Linked DNA regions of Mus musculus: region 1 is linked to region 2. The links are chromatin contacts, found by Hi-C or POLR2A ChIA-PET in ENCODE. All regions are on one chromosome and are shown on one strand. Each heading gives the region's core, a stretch centred on a gene start or an enhancer-like site at or near the end of the contact. The rest is flanking DNA. Distances are from core to core; before and after follow the strand shown. Region 1 holds the start of Tecpr1 (tectonin beta-propeller repeat containing 1). Region 2 holds the start of Lmtk2 (lemur tyrosine kinase 2).

Region 1 (3,476 bases), core at 73-2,572, 120 kb after region 2:
GCACTTGCTTATAACCCTAGAGCTGAAGAGGTGGATGGATCCCTGGGGTTTCCTGGTTGGTTAGCCTAGCCTAATTAGTGGGCCCCGGGCTAGTGAGAAATCCCAGCTTTAAAAAAACAAAGTGGATGGTGCAGGTTGACCTCTGACTTCCACAGCCGCTTGTGCATCTGCACACACAAAGAAATTAAAAACAAAAACAACAGCAACAACAAGAAAACAGGGCTGGAGAAATGGCTCAGTGGTTAAGAGCACTGACTGCTCTTCCGAAGGTCCTGAATTCAAAATCCCAGCAACCACATGGTGGCTCACAACCATCTGTACAGCTACAGTGTACTCATATACATAAAAACAAACAAACAAACAAACAAACAAACAAAAAGCAGAGCAAGCAGTGGGCAGTAGATGCTCTTGAGGCCACAACACAGCACACAGAAGCCACAAAACGTTTACTTCTGCGGAATCTGTCTTCAGGCTGCAAGACTTCTTCTGGTTTTTCTATTACACCCTCACTCCTGTCTGATGTGCACTGGCTATTAAAGTTGTTTCCTGGCTGCCAAGCGCAGGGACCACTCCAAGGTGATGTTAGGGTTAAAAAAGAAGACAGGAAATATCAGAGCTTGTATGGGAGTGGGGGCCCTTCCTGGAGAGTAAATAGAGTCGGGCCCAGCCCCAGCCGGCAGGAAGCGACCTGGCTTTGATCCCAGTTCCTGCACTTGGGCGACAGGTGGGTCCCCTGCACTGTCACCAGGAGCATATGTCGGAGCTGTAGGGCTGTGACCATCTGCCTACACTAATCCTAAAGCAAGCAGATTTGCTCCCAACGTCAAGGGAGAAGAAAGGCTACAGACAGGCTCCTGGATGTTCCATTTCTCTAAAATCATGCAGGCTCGGCGATCGGCGTCTTCAAATCTCTGCAGTCCTAAGGCTGCAAAGGCTGCAATGGGGGTCATGCTATGAAGCGGGTTCACGAGCAGACATTTAGGGGTTCCAAAGCAGGGGTAGGGGTGGTGCCCTGTAGGTGTGCAGCAGAGAACACAAGTACAGTCCCCTCTCCCTCCCTCGATCGTCCCAGTTAACGCAGCCAATGGAGGAGAGGGATCGGAAAACTGGGAGCACCTCTGCTCTGTGCCACCCAAATAACATCGATCGGAGTCTCCACGGCCCTTGTCACCGATGTTACGGGGACATCGCGCCGCACTTACCTGTGCCCACGCCCGGTGGGGCGGGTTCCCAGCGGAGGCTTCTGTACTCCTCGGTTTTAGCTACAGTCCGGCCCTCCCCCGGCCTCAGGCTAGAGGGCGGGCCGGAAGCAATAATCAACTCAGCGTTGATCGGCCAGATTCGGAGTGACGCAACTGCCTGGAAGCTCACGATTGGCTGCTGCGCTCAGCCGCAATTTCTCCGGCTCGGGGTGGCGCGCGTGCGCACTCTCGAGGTCGCGCCGGGTCCCGCTAGCCAGCGGCGCTCTGTGCTAGTCGGGAGGAAAGGAGCGGGTTGCTACGTCCCCTCTCAGGACTCCGCGGGTCCCAGCGCGTCCTCACATGCCTGCTTCCTGCGCTCCAACCTTCTCCGGCACGTCCCTCCTTCTTGCCTGAAGCACTTCTCGTCTACACCGGCCTGCACCGCTCCCGAAGCGGAGTCAGGTTTTTTCAGGGTTGGATTTCTTTAGTTGACACAGGAGTCTGTTTTCCAGCCTTCATAAGAAAGGATAGTCGTCATTTCTAATTCTTCATTTCTTGTTTAAAGATTTATTTATTCTTATGTGCCTTGTGCAGTTTGCCTTCTTTTGCCTGCATTCATGTCCGTGTGACGTTGTCAGATCCCCTGGTACTGGAGTCACAGTTGTGAGCTCCCATGTGGATGCTGGGTATTGACACCGGGTCCCCGGGTTAGTGCTCTTAACTGCTGAGCCATCTCTCTAGCCTCTTATTAACTTTTTAGTTTTTAAAAAAATATTTATTTGTATGTGTGTTCCTGTGTGCACGTGCGCAATGCGCTAGGTGCAGAGATCAGAGGACAGCTTTCTAAAGTTGGTTTTTTTCCTACCACCGTGTGGGTCCCAGGGTTCGAACTCAGTACTTCAGGCTTCTCAGCCTTTACCTACTGAGCCACCTCACCGGTAAATTCTGTATTATTTTTTTTAATTAGTGTGTTTTAGATTTTGATTTGTTTATGTGTGAGAGTATAAGCAGATGTATGTGTTGTGTGTAGGGGTGTGTGTACCTGTATATAACCCACACAGGCCTGAAGAGGGCATCCACCGGGTGCTCTCTGCTGCTATTCTGCCTGTTCTGAGGCAAGGTTGCCTACTGTCTTCATTAGGCTGGAATCCAGCAACCCCCTGACACCCCCTGGTTTCTGCTCACCTTGGGGTTAAGGTTAAGTCATTTGCAGGGACACCTGGTGTGTTAAGAGGACGCTGGATCTGATTCTGGTCCTCACTGCAGAGCAGGTGTTCTTAATGTCTGAGCCATCTCTCCAGCCCCTCGTTAGTTTTAGGGGGTCTTTTTTTTTTCTCTCCTTACAACATTTATTTAGTGTATGTGTGTCTGTCTCTCTGTCTTTGGTCAGAGGACAACTTATTGGAATTGGTTGTCTAGTTCTATTGTGAAGCGAGAATCCATATTCAATTGAGTTCAGGTTTTCAGGTGAGTGTCTTTACCCTCTGAGCCATCTTGCTGACTTGCCTGGTTGGTTGGTTGGTTTGACACAGGGTCTCACTGAATTACTCAAGCTGGGATGGAATTCACGATGTAGCTCAGGTTAGCCTTGAACTTGCAACCTTCCTTCCTCAGCCTCCTGAGTGCCGAGATTCTAGGCTGTATCATGACACTTGATGTTTTGCTATATCTGGGGTGAAGGAAGGTGTGTGGTACGAGCATGCTGTTTGGTCTTTGCTTGCAGTGCTGGGGATCGAAGCGGGGCCTTGCCCGTGTTCTGTCACCTAGCTCTTCTCCCTTCTTAGCTTTTCTGTCTAATCAGGTTTGGGTCACTTGGCCATCACTGTGCATTGCCTAATGAAGAGTTCCAGAAATGGTTTAGAAAAAATACAGGGCTCACCAGCCTCTCCCAGAATTGACAGAGCCACTTTGCCTTCCCCACCAGGATGGGCTGGACTCTTGAAGTATGAGCCAAACTACAGCCTTCCGCTCTGGCCTCTAGATGGTCACACGCCCTTGTATATACGTGACAACACGCAAACCACACAGAACAAATAAAACTGAAATCAGAAGTGTGTCTGTCCCTCTCTCCTTGCCGGGGGTGGGGGGGGGGTGGGGGGGGGGGGAGGACACTGCCTACAGATGCTAGTTCATCAACGGATGTAAATGTAAGCAAGATGCCCTGAAGTGAAAAGGGAATTTTAGTTTTGTTGTTTTGAGACAGGATTTCAGTATGTAGCCTTGACTGTTCTGGAACTGGCTATGTAGACCAAGCCGATTCCAAGCTCAGAGATCTGCCTGCCTGTGCCTCGGGAG
Region 2 (3,410 bases), core at 890-3,389:
ACTTATGCTAAAAGCTGACTTCTTCTTTTTTTGTTTTTTTTGTTTTTTTGTTTTTTTGTTTTTTTTTGTTTCCTGACTCTGAGGTGAAACCTCACCAACCCAGCAAGTCTTTGTTTGTCTTGCAGATTCTCTAACTAGGAGTCTCTGAGACAAGTGCGGGGCAAAGGTAGAGGCGGTGCGGTGGGGGCTGGGGTAAAGGTTTCCATTAGACAGCCTCTGAGGAATGTGTACCTTACCCCGTGCTCCACGGGAGGGGGAAAACAGTTGTGTGTTTGTGTGTGTTTCAACTGTGGGGCTTGCTCACATAATAACAAGACCTGCTTTGTGATCGCAGAATGCCTCGTTGTTGGGGTGCATCTTAATTATGATTAATTACCAGGAGGATTATGAGGAAGGGCTTTCACTGAGCCAGCTCTGCTCCTCACAGAGCCTCTTGTCAGGTTGGAGCATGAATTCCCGGCTTCCTTGGATGCAGTGGGTAGAGCTTCCGGATGGAAGTCAACGCACAGCGGGGCAATTGTACCTCCTCTCTAGACCTTTGCCTTCCTTCCCCTCTGCCCAGAAAGATCAGCAGGAAGAGGCCGAGTTGAGCTCAAGTGTCACAGGCCGGCTACTGCTTTCCTCAGGTTTTTAGTGTGGCTTGCCTCGATCAACACCAGACATATTCCCTAGACATCCTGTGCCCCGGGCTGAGTCAGTTAGCACCACGGACAGCTAAGTGTTTACAATGGGTTTTTGGAGGGAGTTTGGAAACCAGGTGAAGCTCTGGGCTTGCAAGTTGCTAAAGTTCCACCTGATAAGATGCAAGGCAGCTCTTCAGGTGTTTTTATTCACAAATTGGACTCCCAGAGTCAGCAAAGGTGGTCTCCCCAACCCCAAGGAAGGGGCTCAGAGCTGTGTTACAGTCAAACACTTTCTCCCTTTCTATTATGTGTGCATGGATGTATGTGTTGTGTGCATGGATGTATGTGTTGTGTGCATGGATGTATGTGTTGCTTGTGTTTGCATGTGATTTGTTTATGTGTGTGCATTTTCTCCACCTGTCCCTGTGTATGTATGTGTGTGTGTGTGTGTGTGTGTGTGTGTGTGTGAAGGCCAGAAGAGTGTCTTTCCTCGGGGTCAGGGTCCACTTTTTGTTTTTGAGGCAGGGTCTCTTATTGGCCCGAAACTTACCTAGCAAGTTTGTCTGGCTTGTCAGCGAGTCCTACGAGCCATCTTTTTTTCTGCCTCTTCAGCAAGCATTGTCCACTAAGGTTAGATTTTCTTTATGTGGATTTCTTGGGGATCAAATTCAGGCCCTCAAGCTTGCAAGGCAAGCAATCTCTTCATTGCATTTGAGACATCTTCTACCTCACCTGGAAGTTGCTCCCTCCTCACACCCATCACCAACACCTAGCACAGTTCCAGTAGAGAACACCCAGGAGGAGCTCCAAGGTGACTCAAGACAGGGCTGCTGTCCTCAAGGGGTTTACAGTCACAGGAACAATAAAACATGACAGTCGGCCCAGGGCTGGGCTAGGTCGGGGCTGTGGATGCTCAGTTATTTGTGGGATTGGGGTGAAGCCATCGATGAAGTCATACATATTCCAGGTGTGTCTTGACGAATGAAAGGATGCGCATCTGCCAGGTGAACAAGAGGGGGCAGGAAGGGCTGGCTGTCTTGGCAGAGGAGCTGGCTTGAGCTCACTGCTACGTCAGTAAGTGAAGTCAGAAACATTCTGTGCTTGATCAATTAAAATTTTTAAAAATTTCAACGTTTCCTCAAGAGCTTATCTGATATGAGGGTCAGCCTAAGAAGAAGAGGCTAAGAAAGTTCTGATAAGTGAAAATGAAGAAAGTAAAACCGGGGATAAAATACCGAGAACCATGTTGGTAAAAATTAGAAAAGAAAAATAAAAAGTAGGAGAAAGAGAGACAAAAGTCCCAGATTAAATTATGTGGGTTATTATGGACTTCTTTATATCTTCCTAAAATAATTGTCGATGTTACCTGCTGCCCACGCCTCATTCCTCTGTCTGCAGGGGGCGCACCGATCGCCACCTTGCCGCCTATGGCTGAGAGGGTGGGGCTCCCGGAGTCAGTATGGATTGACGATTGGCTGGTCCAGGTGTCGGTCCCGGCATCCCGCCTCAGCTCTACGTCACATGACGCAGCCCATCATGGCGGCGGGAGCGCGGCTGCCTGGGCCCGCGGCTCCGCAGGCTGGGCGCCGTTGCTGCTGTTGAGGGGCGGCGGCGGCGGCGGTGGCGGCGCTGACGGGCGGGAAGGATGATGCTGGCTCCGAGGCCAGAGCGGCGGATGCAGACCAGGAACAAGGTTGACGTTTGGCTAAAGAGACGTGTGTCCCGAAGCAGCCGGCGCCGGTGTCGCTGAGGCGGCGCGGAGGGCTGACCGACTGACTGAAGGCGGCGACCCGAGAGCCGGCCCCGTGGGGGACCGCGCGGTGGACGAGATGCCGGGGCCGCCGGCGTCGCCGCCGCCGCCGATGCTCCTGCTGCTCCTGCTCCTGACGGTCGGCTGTGCCCGGGCCGCGCCACTTCCGCAAACAGGTGCAGGTGAGCGGAGCCCGGGGGCTGCGGGGCCGCTGCGTCTTGCGGGGCGGCGGCGAGGGCGGCGGGCTTGCGGGGTTGGGCCACCTCTGCGGCGGATCGGAGGCCTGCCGAGGGCAGGAGGCCGCGGGATGCCCGCGATCTCAGGGAGATTTCTTGCCGCAGGGGCGTGGGATGGGGGGCGGGGGCGCGGCGACACGGTGGGGGTTGGGGAAGACGGCGGGGCGAGGTGGCAGCGATGGGTTCCCCTACCTCCCGGGGGACTCTTTTTCCCGGACTCTTAAACTTGTTGCCCTAAAGGTACCTCCAGCTTCTGTCCTCGACACTTCCTTTTTTTTTTTTTTCTTCTTCCAGATGTCACCTGCCTCTGGTGGCTTTTCTCCCGTCTTATTATAAGAACCGTTTCTTATTTCTCGTCATTCCTTAAATGAAACCAATGACTCGCGGAAGCTGTGCAGTTTCCTTGGCTCACCGAAACTTGTTCTAAAGTTGTAAATTGATTTTAGATGCTGTGGTTGTTGGGCTATTGGTTTATTTATCTGTTTATTTATTTATTTTTTCGGAATGAGTCGCTGGGGATGAGAAAGGAACAAACGATACATAATTTTGTTTTAGGAAGCTAGTGACTGGAGTAGCATAGCAGCTTTTGCGTATCCACTGACAAATTGGCCTGAGGGTAATTGAACTATTTCAGCGAGTGATTCTCTTTTCAAGCTCTCAGCCCTTCTGTATTTTCTGCATATAGTTTTGATTTGGAGTTTATAAATAAAACTTCAGCCAAAGAAACCATCTCAGAAATTTTAAGAAAAAAAAACAAATCTAGGCTAACTTTCCATCATTACGGCTTTCTTTCTTTCTTTC

Evidence for each region. Hi-C counts contacts between places; a loop is a spot of excess contacts on that map. ChIA-PET counts read pairs that join two places held with the same protein, here RNA polymerase II (POLR2A).
Region 1: a map of heart shows a loop between it and region 2 (2.7-fold over the local background). The contact joins the promoter of Tecpr1 here to the promoter of Lmtk2 in region 2. A Hi-C loop is called at or near these places in 1 of 37 maps with a recorded cell type or tissue (heart). POLR2A ChIA-PET finds 5 or more read pairs at or near these places in 1 of 5 experiments (embryonic stem cell).

The regions. Positions count from the first base shown.
Region 1 is chr5:144,222,293-144,225,768 of GRCm38, forward strand. Tecpr1 (tectonin beta-propeller repeat containing 1) reads right to left here and starts at 1,323. Exons shown (of 25, transcript NM_027410.2): 1 at 1,203-1,323.
Region 2 is chr5:144,098,222-144,101,631 of GRCm38, forward strand. It overlaps Lmtk2 (lemur tyrosine kinase 2), which reads left to right and starts at 2,140. Exons shown (of 14, transcript NM_001081109.2): 1 at 2,140-2,555. The coding sequence starts at 2,453.